2 separate regions of the Mus musculus genome follow, and region 2 is linked to region 1. A link is a loop called in an ENCODE intact Hi-C map of the cell type or tissue named here. Cell type or tissue: heart. All regions are shown on one strand. Links, peaks and the distances in the headings refer to the core of each region. The heading gives the core; the rest is flanking DNA.

The links. Peaks named below come from ENCODE experiments on the same cell type or tissue, not always from the same donor. Only the 100,000 strongest peaks of a DNase experiment are listed, where the experiment ranks them.
Region 2: it touches region 1 in a loop (4-fold over the local background); 1 of 42 quality-filtered maps calls a loop at or near these places.

The regions. Positions count from the first base shown.
Region 1 is chr19:30,026,579-30,032,524 of GRCm38, reverse strand. Uhrf2 (ubiquitin-like, containing PHD and RING finger domains 2) reads right to left here and starts at 2,012. Exons shown (of 16, transcript NM_144873.2): 1 at 1,594-2,012. The coding sequence starts at 1,746. In heart, for the core only: a CTCF peak has its summit at 2,185; a DNase peak (open chromatin) is centred at 2,084; H3K4me3 peaks cover 2,874 bases; H3K27ac peaks cover 2,857 bases.
Region 2 is chr19:29,098,176-29,104,306 of GRCm38, reverse strand. It overlaps Rcl1 (RNA terminal phosphate cyclase-like 1), which reads right to left and starts at 2,932. Exons shown (of 9, transcript NM_021525.2): 1 at 2,667-2,932. The coding sequence starts at 2,802. In heart, for the core only: no CTCF peak of the experiment used is centred there; a DNase peak (open chromatin) is centred at 3,056; H3K4me3 peaks cover 2,498 bases; H3K27ac peaks cover 2,236 bases.

The DNA.
Region 1 (5,946 bases), core at 1-4,000:
GAAAGTCAACGGTTTTCCTTTTCTGGTGTTCAAGTCAAAGGCTGGCACTGGAATTCTCTTTTTTATCCTTAATGGTTATTGGGCTGTGGAGAGAGAAGTAGTGAATCACTAACAATGGGGGGAGGGGTTGGCCACTAGGGTTTCTCTACCCCCAACCAGGAACCATTTTCTGATTATTAGTGTAAGTCTATTTCATAAGTCATCTTTCATTTCTATTTCTTGTATTGGAGTCGCCCAACTATTCTAGGAGTCAATGTACAATATTATTACTATTTGTATAGCTTTCACTGATAGCCAAAAGGAAAAGATAATAGCCACTTGAGGCACAGCAATACAATGCTACAAAGTATTTAATAGGTATGACTGTTTAAAAACCAACTTTCCAGACAAGTAAACTCTTTACTGGTCAAACACTCAAGAAACAATATAGTGGATACAACAAGAGCAGAAAGTGCTACAGGTTTTCTGTCAGAGGCCTTCCAAACACTTTACCAAAACCCTGGCTTTTTCTTGCCGGTTGTATAATCTGTTACTTAGAAAATTTTGACCAGTCTGAGAAGTTGTAAATCTGTAAAGGGAACAAAAATATTCCTTCTAAACCCTTTGTGGCTTATAGGCTACTTCCATCGAATCAGAGAGAACTGCACTTAATTCAAAACTCAGGACTGGAGCCAAACTGTGGTCAACTGACTGCAGGATGCCAACTTTTTTAGTGGACTAAAGACAAAGGCAAGAAAAACAATGTGGGTCTGGGTGTCTAATCATAAGACTCTGAGACTTACTGGATAGGAAACGTCTTAGCCTCATCAGGCAGAGCCTTACTTAAAATTAACGGAGATGCCCACAAGCACCCTTGTGGCCCAACACAACTTTCTGGCTTTTTTTGAATTACTGCTGATTATGCTGAAAGGTTTGAGTTGAAAGCCCGAACTTAGGGGACACACAAAGATGAGAGGTAAAGTTTATGGGGAAATAATCTGTCCGTATATTCAACAGACTTAAACCCGACTTCAGGTTACAAACATCGTTCCTTAAATTAGAGGTCTCTGATCTTTTACAGAACAAATCCCCAGTCTGAGACTGACGACAAGGAAGGAGGGGCACGCATTCTACCACCGTTCCGATGTTCAGTGTTCAAATCCTTCTAGTGAGGAAACAGGGATAAGGTGCTTCCCTTTCCACGTCGCATCTAGGAGCCGGGGGCACGGAAAAGAAGCAAGTCCTTAGAGGAGTCGGAGACGGCGCTGCGAATAAAGCCAGCTCGTCCCTCCCGCGCCCCGGCATGGCTGCCGGAGCCTGTTGCCTTTCCAGGCTCCGATCCCCCCCCCCCCCAAAGGCGGGAAGAGGATCCCCCAGGACCCTCGGAGGCTATGTCCGTGGCCGCTGCCAGCGACAACACCGCGTCCCGCACCTTCCGACCCGCTAGGCGCGCTTGGGGGGAGGGGGGGGGCAGCCGCAGGCCCGAGCTCCAGGCCCCGCATCCCGCGCCCCGCCAGCGGCCCATCCCGAGCACAGCGGGGCGCAGCCCTGGACACCCAGCCTCGTCCCGGGGCGCCGGCTGCTCGCGCCCGGGCTCCCCGCGGGGCGCCTCACCTGCTTGCCCCGGTAGAACAGGCGCTGGCACTCGGGCCTTACATCGAAGAGCGCCCAGACCCGCTCGCGCAGCTCCTCGATGGTGGCTTTGCGAGAAACGTCCTCGATGGTGCGCGTCTGGGAGCCGTCGATGGTGCGGACCTGGATCCACATCGCGGCGGCACGGGGACAGGGGACCAAGCCCCTTTGTCTGGCCCTGCGCTCGGGCCGCCGCGCCGCGCCCCGCCCGGTCCCCGCCGCCTCCCCGGGAGGATCCGGTTCTCTGCGGCGGCGACTCGGCGAACGCGGGTGCGGGCGAGGACTGACGCTCTTAGACCGCGCGACCGCCCGCCCGCCCCTCCTCGGTGGAAGGAAACCGGAACCCGCCCGAGGTGCGAGCGCAGCCCGCGCCTCACAAATAGGAAGGAGCCATGGCTCGGCGGCGCGCACTGTTTACTTATAGAGATGCAGCTCCCACATGGAGGTCACGGCGCCAACCCGGATCTCGCGAGATCCACGCGGGGCTCCGCCCCACGCACAGCCTGGGGGGCGCTAATATGGGAGGGGGCGGGGCCTCCAGAGCCGTTACTCGGAGGAGGGCGGGGTTGGGCAGGCTCGCCGAGGCCAGCTCGCCCTGTGCCCTCGTTGTCGTTGGTCACCTCGCAGTCTCCTGAGGCCTAGACTCCATGGTCTCAAAAACGCACGAACAATAGCTAGCCGTGCTGCGCGCTGGCGTGAGCAAGAAATGGGGATGCAGCCTACGTTCCCGAGACTTCACACCAGGGTGTGCGCCCGCCACGCGGCCTCTCCCGGGGCGCGTCGGCTTGATGGACGTGCTTCCCGCCGAGGAAACCCGCTTCCGGGAGGCCCCAGGGCAGAGGCCTCGCACCCACGTTTCCCGACCGGAGAGCCGGAGCGGGAGCTGGACCTGACCGAGTGGGCCTTCTGCGCTAAGGGCGCCTTTAGCCGCAGGGATCCTGGCTTTGCAGGACTGTACACCTCCGATCCAAAAATCCGGAGATCCCAGGGCGGGATACGGCCCCCACACTCAGGGGACCCATCCAAAAATGGAAGACTTAAGAGAGAAAGCAAAGCAAACGCATTATCTTACATTCACCGGTATCCGTAATGTCAGTACTAATCATTCCCATGAGGATAAGAGGCACAACTTTGTAACAACCAAATTGATTAGTCAAGATGGCCTAAATGGAAATACAGGAAGAGTGAAATGTGCGTCAGCTCGAGATATGAATATATATATATATACCTAGAGCCTCTAAGTTACCTCGACAGCTTCCTAGTTAACTAAAACATTTAGTTGATAAGGCAACAGATACATCTGAGAACATCTAATCTGACCCATGAAGGGATCAACTATTTGTTGTTACAAGGATATGCTAGGGTCTCGGGCTGTTATTCGTGGTGCACTGCCAACGGTGTGCTGCAGTCTGAAGCCTTGAGTCTTGGGCTCACGGGTTGGGACGCGCGAGAATTGCAGTCTTTCTGTTTAACTGTGATCTTGAACAAACTGCTTCAATTTCCTCCAGGTAAAATAGTGCTCATAAACACCGAGGGAATGTTAGCTTCCTTGCCACTCCCTTAGTAGCACACAAGAAGGTATTTTAGAGCTTTTGTTATTAAGAGAATTTAGATAAACTGGGAATATTCAAAGAAGATAGGGTGCTTAAGCAAAGACTGGGAGTGCATTTTCACACATCAGAAGACACTACACTTCTGAGAGAGGTTGACTAAATAATGAAGGGCAAGTGTGAACATTAGCATTCAAAGACTTTTGTAGGCCTCCCGGGGAAACCTGGGCTTTTTGAAATGTGCATTGATGTGTTTAAGTATTTAGAATGACAATAGAACAGAGTGCGGAAGGAGGCCTTAGGGAAAAAAGCAAGCTGTGGGAAGGTGAGAGAGGCTGAAATTTAGCCAAGAGCCAACTGTTGTCCATTTTGGAAAAATTAGAGATAGTGAGAAGAATAAATTGTTGAGTGTTCTAGGAAACCCAGCTCCTGAAAGTTGTAGAATTTGTGAATGTGAAAAGGGAAGAAAATGGAATGAGTTCCATTTGAGTTGTGTGGCATTTGAAATATATCTCAAATGTGCCTACAGTGGAGATGCCTGGTAGTTGAAAAGAACTGTCTAAGAGAGTGAAGGGAAGAAGGAGTTTCTGAGAGGAGGAAAGTCTTTTGGCTTGATAGAGATGCCTACATTTTGGCGAATAGAGAAATAGGTGGGGGGGGCTGGTGAGATGGCTCAGTGGATAAGAGCACCCGACTGCTCTTCCGAAGGTCCGAAGTTCAAATCCCAGCAACCACATGGTGGCTCACAACCACCCGTAATGAGATCTGATGCCCTCTTCTGGTGTGTCTGAAGACAGCTACAATGTACTTACATATAATAAATAAATAAATCTTAAAAAAAAAAGAGAGAGAGAGAAATAGGTGGTACGGATAGGGAAGAGAATAAGGGGATATTGGGTGGGAAGTTATAACCTGAAGAGTTGACCATGTCAGCTGGGGGGGGGGGGGCGGGCGGGGTTTGAACATTTACCGTTTGCTCATATGTTACATTTTTATATGCTTACAATTCCACAGTTAGAGATCCTCTTAAGAAAAAGTAGGGGTTTATCTTCTGCCTATTGCTGGTATAAATGAAAGTATCAATCACTTCCCTGTTCTTAGGGCTGATCTGCACAGAGATGCCACAAAGGATGTTTCTGCTGCTCTCTTAGAGATTAATCAGGAAGAAAGCCCAGTGTAAGACTTTGGTCTGGTTAAAGGCTTTTGTTGTTATTGTTCTTTGGTCTTCATTCTTTCTTGCTTATTTGAAAATCTCATGTAACCCTGACTGTTCTCAAATCCATTGCATCATGCTAGGATTGTATCCAATTTCATATCCTCCCATTATGTGAGAACAATAAACTTTTTTTTTAAGACACCACTCACATGTCTACCTCTCTGTCATAGGTTAGTTGTGTTCAAAACAGCAAGGTTCCCAGGTCTTGCTCTCTTCTAACATGGATAGCAGCCATATTGGATTAGGACCCATCCTAACAACTTTATGTAACCTTGTCTCATTAAAGCCTCTATCTCCATACATTGTCATACGAGGAGCTAGATTTCAAAACATTAATTTTAATATGCCGTGGGACATAAATTGTGGGACGTAAAATCATGCCAGGAAGTTTGGTAAAGTAGAGCAGGCTGAAACCTGGAGACTCGGGTTGGGGGTGGGAGGGGGCGACACACCTGAGATTTAGGCGACTTCCTGCTCCCTGTCAGACTCCTGGGCTGGAGCATGTGCCATGCTTCTCACATAAAAGAAATGAGTCCTAAGGTCGCATAGGCTCCAAACAGAGTTCTCCATGCTAATGAGGTACCTAGAGGCCCTGAGGGCTTAGCCAATAAGCTTCCCTTCCTGGATATTCCTCTCTGCAAAAGGTATTTAATCTCAGGCCTACCCTGAAAAGTGGTAAATGCATTATGGTACATTATGCATCCATTTTCCACCATGAACAAGCAATAAAGTGTTTGGAACCATGACCGTCTCTTGTCAAATCTGCCATGAGGAACCTGGGGAAGGCCTTTGTCTACAGAGCTGCAGCTTTATTCTCGCCATAGAAGGTTTCTTTGCGCTCCTAGCCACTATCTCCACCAAGACTGCCACTGCTAAACGAAGTACAATCACCCACGGGGACAAGCCAGGGCTCCCCTCCCCACTTCCCTTATCTCCCCCTCACTAGACACTGCCCCCCCATCCCCAGCCAGTGAGTCCCCAACTCCATTTTCTGATCTTCTGCGATTTCCAGCAGCTCCTGGATGTCCAAGAGTCTGAGAACCCCATGGCCCTGGCCTCATCACAGACCCAGGGACGCCTGAGCCAGCTCCAGCTTCCCCACAAGACTGTGCTTTCCCACCCCCAGAGCAGTGACTTAGTGATTCCAAACAGCCCAGCACCCACCCCGACAGCATTGTGGGGCAAGCAGAGTCAAACTCCCAGCATTCTGCCTCCCCAGGAGGCTGTGCCTGTGGCAGAGCAGATGTGGACCGACAATATACTAATATGTAAAAATAGAGGAGAGGACACAAATGAGTCCACATCCGATTTCTAAGACCATTCTGTTCGATGTTACTCTATTTACATTTATTTATTTTGTATGTGTGTTATAGCATACACGTGGAATTAAGAGAACACTCCTTCCTCACCAGCTGGAGTTGGCTCTTTCTTTCTAACATGTGAGCCTGGACTCAGTCATCAAGCTTGGTGTCAAACAACCTCATACACTGAGCAACCTCTGACAAGGGCATGCTGTCTGCCACACCACACTTACTCTCTCTGAATTTCTTTTCTTTCTTTTCTCTCTCT
Region 2 (6,131 bases), core at 799-4,798, 930 kb after region 1:
CATGTGTTTCTGTATATGTGCATATTTTGCATACTTAACTTATGTATGTATTTTCGGGCACGTTAAGTCTACCAATTAAAAGTTGAGATGTGAATCGAGGTCCCTCTGAAAGTAACCGAACAGTGGACCCTAAAACCTCAAGTGTCAGTCTCTGTGACATTAGTACCTTGAGAAGGTGTGTTAGTTGGGTTTTGCTGTTAACTTGACACAAACCAGAGTCAGCTGAGGAGAGGAAATTCCAATTCAGAAAACACACACATTACATTGGCCTATGTATGGGCAAGCCCATGGAATGATGTCCCCCTGGGCAGGTAGATCTGCAGAATATAAGAAAGCAAAAAGGGCAAGACCATAAGCAGCAGCTTCCTACCCTGATTTCCCTTCCTGAGCAACTACAACTATAAATTGAAATAAACCCTTCCCTCCCCAGATGGACTAGGGTCAGACTGTTTTTCCACACCAACAGAACCCTAAGACATGGAGCAAAGCAAACTATGTTCTACAGTGGCACCCCATAGAATCCCAGCTAGTACTGCCTCCCCAGGTACCGGAATCCCTAGCTTTTCAGAAAAATGCCAAGGGCAAGATCCTGCTTTTGAAAGAAAAAGGAACCCACATGTGAGTTCCTAGAAACATTGAAATACTGTATTAGAAGGCACCTATCAAGTCAACTCTGAATTCTATCTTATGGGTAACATATTTGTGAAAGAAAGCCCAAGTCTCCATGCTAAAGCACTTGCAATCTTAATTAATTAATTAATTAATTAATTAATTAACTAATTAATTAATTAATTAAAGTAAAACCTTGTGCCCAGTGGTCACAGTAGAAGCAAGGTCTCTAGGCTAATCTGGGGTTGGAAACACAACACAGCAGCCCAAGCAATAACCTCTCCCAAGGACCAGATTTAAAACTGGGGGTGCAGAGGGAGTGGGGGTAAGAGATTTGAGAGAATGGAGTACAACCAATTTAGTCATCATCTCTCCTCAAACTCTGAGGTTTTTGACTGTTTGCTTTCAGGTTTTGTTTCTGTTAAACGGTCTTGTTTTTTTTTTTTCCCAAAACAAGGTCTGACTATGCAGCTCTGGCTAGGTTAGAACTCACAAGTGAGCCAGCCGGTGGTGGCGCACGCCTTTAATCCCAGCACTCGGGAGGCAGAGGCAGGCGGATTTCTGAGTTCGAGGCCAGCCTGGTCTACAAAGTGAGTTCCAGGACAGCCAGGGCTACACAGAGAAACCCTGTCTCGAAAAAGAAAAAAACAAAAAACAAAAAAACAAAACCAAAAAAAAAAAAAAAAGAACTCACAAGTGTAGACCAGGCTGACCTCTAACTCAGAGACACACTGTGTGGCCCAAGCTGGCCTTGAACTTGGGATCCTCCTGCCTCAGCCTACAGAGTGCTAGGATTACAAGGCTGTGTCACCAAGCCCAGTGCTCTCTCCAACAGGGAAGACAGACTTTACTCACTCCCTTAACAAGCCTTCTGTTTTTTTTTTCTTTCCTAACCTATTTCCATCACCATGCACAAAACGTTTACAGTGGTAGCAATGAAATTATTAAAAAAAAATTCAGACATGATGAAATAATCTAGCCCTCTAGTAAGAAAAGAAAAAAAAAAAAAAAAACCTCGCAAAAATAAACATACCAGCCTGACCCAGGAGGTCTCCTGAACGAACTACAACCCCCCCCCCCCTTTCAGGCTACTGATAGTTTTTTTTTTTTTTCTCTTTTTGGTTTTAATTGGTTCAATTGTCTTTATCAGAAGGGATCTTGGAGACACTTTTGAACACGCACCTAAATTCTAGGGGAACAGCTGCAAACCAAAGCCATTTAACAAGACGCGGGTTCAAATGATGGGTTCAACCTATCTATCTACCTTTGTGAGACAGATAAATCAATAAGACCTTTGAAGCCTGCAGTTTAATGTTTGGCCTTCCTTTTCCTTAAGCCAAGACAACTACGTCTACGACGTAAAAACTATCTTGGTTGAGCGCTCAGGAGCAGACCTGTAATCCCAGCACTCGGGAGGTGGGGAGGTAGAAGGAACAGGACTTGAAGGGCATCCTCAGTTACATACATAGTTTGAAGGCAACCTGAGCAACATGAGACTCCGGTTCAAGAAAAACAAAACAAAACCCTATTACAAAGCTTCGCTACTGCGCACATCGGTGACTAATAGAAACAAGCGCATCGTTTAAAAATAAAATTTTATAATACACTTCCGAAGAGATAGGGCGGGGGTGTGGTGGGGGGGGGAGGAGATAAATAATGGCGACAAAAACTGGTGTCCAAGCGGGGCAGCGGTTTCAGAGACCTGCTTTGGATGAGATTGGGAAACCAATCTGTGGTACTTTTCTCTCTAATGTCTCACTCAATCACTAGATGTTGGTCCAATAAACTGTTTGTTTTTCTCCAGGGAGGTTTATGGCGAAAGCAAGAGACTCAAGAGAGGGAAGCGAGTGGGCGATGCCTACGATTCGTAGCAACAAGCTAGCCAGGAAAACGTGCAGCTGTTTACTACCCGTGCCCAGGAGCCACAGGGCATCCTTCCACGCGTGGCGCAGCTCGCGGACAGATCTGTCGCCCGACCACCATCCCTCCCACGCGCCCAGTGGCCACTCCGGGCTACGACCCCGGGTCCTCCCTCCTCGCGCCCCCTCCCAAGTCACCTCGGAGGCCCGGGTTGTCGTCCCTGGCGCGAATCCTGCGGATCTTGACCGGTCGCCCGCTCAGGGTGGACAGGACCAGCCGCTGGCGCAAGAAGTTACACCCCGCGTAGCTGAGTGAGTGCGCCTGGGTCGCCATGTGCGCGCCGTCCGCAGAGGCCCGGGACCCGGGACCCGGGAGCGCGACCAGGACCAAGGCAGCCCCCGACGCGTCCACGTGGTTTAGAACAGGAAGACAGAGCGACTAGACACCGGGTCAGAGGGGAGCGGGGCGGAGCCAGCGGCCGCCCGCCCGCCTCCTCCCCTGGCTGGGGCGGCCCGGCCTCCGAGGCACACTACCATTGGCCCACGAGGGATCTGGGTGTTGCCCTCTCTGCGTCGCCATTGGTCTGCGCTGTAGCTGGGCGGTGCTCATGCCGCGTTGCCATTGGCCGGTAGTGAAAGAGGGCGGTGCCCGGGCCCCAGCAACAGCGCGCGGCTGGAGGGACCCAGTTAGTGCTGCGGGGAAACCCCGGCGCCCAGACGCCTTGGGGGTCTGTCTGTCTGTCTGTGCCGGACTTTCACGGCCTATGCGATAAAGGAGGCAATGGCTCCGCCTGGGTGCCCACAGCTGGTGGTACTTAGCAACGTACCTACGGCAGCCCCGGGCAAGGATGCTAGCTAGCCTCTCCCGCGTTTTCCTGCCACCGAAGAGAACAGGATTGACACGCTTACCCTGTTGTAGGCGCCTTGTCTGGGTCTGAGCCGAAATCCTCTGAGGTGCAGCCTGCAATCTTTCACTCCCGGGAAATTGCCAAGCTGTCAGAGGCTGCCTGAACTAGGACCCCGAGCCTTTAGACAAGAGACCGCTGCTTATTTTGTAATGAGGGGCCTCTCTTTGTCCCTTTCTCAGCTGCCCCTTCGTTCATATTCTTTGAGTTTGGTGTCAAGACATATCTGTAACCTCGCATGACTCAAAATGGACAGTTGCAATAACTTCAAGACATACATGCTCATGCATGCACGGGGGATGGGTGGGTGGAGATCTTGCTTTTCCATCTGTCCTGTCATCCAAGCTTGCACTACAAAACCTTTCTAAATATTGTACTGTTTCACGCCTCCATTAAAAAAACAATCAAATGACTACCAACTTAGGAACGCAGTGGTCTTAGTGTTAGGTTTACAGCCAGCCATTCACGGGCTGTAACCCCAGACCTTAAGTCCCAGAAAGCACAGTGAAGGATGGAGTAGAAGCTGGAGAAAGAAAAAAAAGGGGGCCATCCTAAGCGAGTGAGAGTCCCAAGGAAACCCCGAGGAGCATCAGTGGCCATCAGAGAAGAGTCTACGGATCAGCCCTGAAATCCACTGAGGCAGCTAACCCACTTACCACAACGCCATTCTGTTAAGACTGCCTTTACACAGCTAAGCGGCATCTGACAGGCAGCGTTCTTTGGAAAAGCTCCAGGACCCATAGGCTCTCCTCTAAACGTTGTTGTGAAGAATACTAAAGCACCAGGGGTACTTTCACATCAGGAATGGATTTTTCATTTTCTTTTTTAATGCTATCTCGTTTAATTACTCAATAGTCTTTAGAAAAAAGATATTATTCAATAAAGAATGCTCACATCCGTTCAGAGCTCACTGCTTTCAATGGAGACCTTCTGAGTTTTATTCCATCAGCGTCTCACCTCTGCTTCTAGATTTTCAAACCCACCTGGAATTGCAGGCCAATAGTACTGAGGTATCAATTCTCCTAGTCTTCAGGCAATGACTGTCCTGGGCTGACATGGAAATACCCAGGCTCTCTTTGCACATCCAGGAGGTAACTCTGGGGTGTCCTTTCAGCTCCAGTTTCTGGCTGTGGCATCCTCTTGGTTAAGCACCATCTCCTGGCTTCTTTCCCTGTATCCCTTCCCAGCTTCTCTCTGATACGTGCTAGAAATAACTCTCAAATAAATTATGTCCACTCTCATTTTTTGCCTCCGCGTCTTCTGGGCAATTGAGAATAAGTCCTGACTTATAAAATCTGAGAACTGAGATGTAGAAGGGGGAGGGGGAGCTTGTTGTAAGCAACACAGTAAATGGCAGAATCACAATGACAGCTCCATTTACTAAGCTATTCTTTTAGACTTCTAAACCTTCTGGGGGATGCGGGGGTAGGGGAGAAGCGTCTTCAGCATAGTTGGAATGCAGCAAAAGCCACATAGAAGAGAGCTAACTGGCCCAGTAGCCAGAATCAAGTGCCAGACAGGGTATCGAGTAAGCCAGCAGACAGTTTCACTCATCACCCCTAGACTCCCTGACTGGTCTTTGGTAGCACCTTCACTAATGCCATCTGAGGTAAAGATGAGCTGTTTCACCAAGTCCTGTCCACATTGCATAGCCACAAATTAGTGCCAGCTACGGGGTTGGGTGATTTGTTACACAATAATAAGTAACTGAAAGTCATTCAGTGTGGTACAGACATTGCTGTTTTAGTTTAGATAGCTACGACTGCACATCCCTGAGCAGTAACGAATTAGCAACCCACAACAAATGTTTGCATGATATTACAGAGTGAGTGCCAGCAGGTACCACACTGAGAGTCTTGTCTATGGGACCTTATTTTGTCTTCACACCAAGATAGCTCACAAGTTGGACTGTAAGTGAATAGAAGCTTACAGCACAGCTCTGTAGAATGCCGCCTATGTTTATATTCTGTACAATTTATTAATTTGTTCCTAGGACCTTCTGCCTAACTAAATGGTAAATGAAATGTGTCTCACTCCGTGATTGCTTCTGTAACACTTCTCTACTTATAAGGACCAAAATCTACTTGACTAAGCCATAGGACATTGGGAGAAATAAATTTTTCCTACTACACAGACAAAGCTTCTTAAAAACCACACCTCCTGCCATTTCTCATCCTTCCTCCTTAGTCTTCAGGGATCCCAGGGCTCGTTTTATCCGACTCAGTCTGGAACTATTGTGCTCCAGTTTAACCATGAGTTTCTATGTCCTCAAGTGCTTACAATGACTACTCAAAACTATGTTTGGGCAGATTCTGTATAGACTTTCATCACTTCTGTGTAAATGACCTTCTACTCAATGAGGGTGTGTCTTAGTTAGGGTTTCTATTCCTGCACAAACATCATGACCAAGAAGCAGTTAGGGAGGAAAGGGTTTATTCGGCTTACACTTCCATGTTGCTGTTCATCATCAAAGGAAGTCAGGACTGGAACTCAAGCAGGTCAGGAAGCAGGAGCTGATGCAGAGGCCATGGAGGGATGTTACTTACTGGCATGCTTCCCCTGGCTTGCTCAGCTTGCTTTCTTATAGAACCCAAGACTACCATCCCAGAGATGGCCCCACCCACAAGAGGACCTCCCCTCTTGATCACTAATTGAGAAAATGCCTTACAGCTGGATCTCATGGAGGCATTTCCCCAACTGAAACTCCTTTCTCTGTGATAACTCCAGCCTGTGTCAAGTTGACACAAAACTAGCCAGT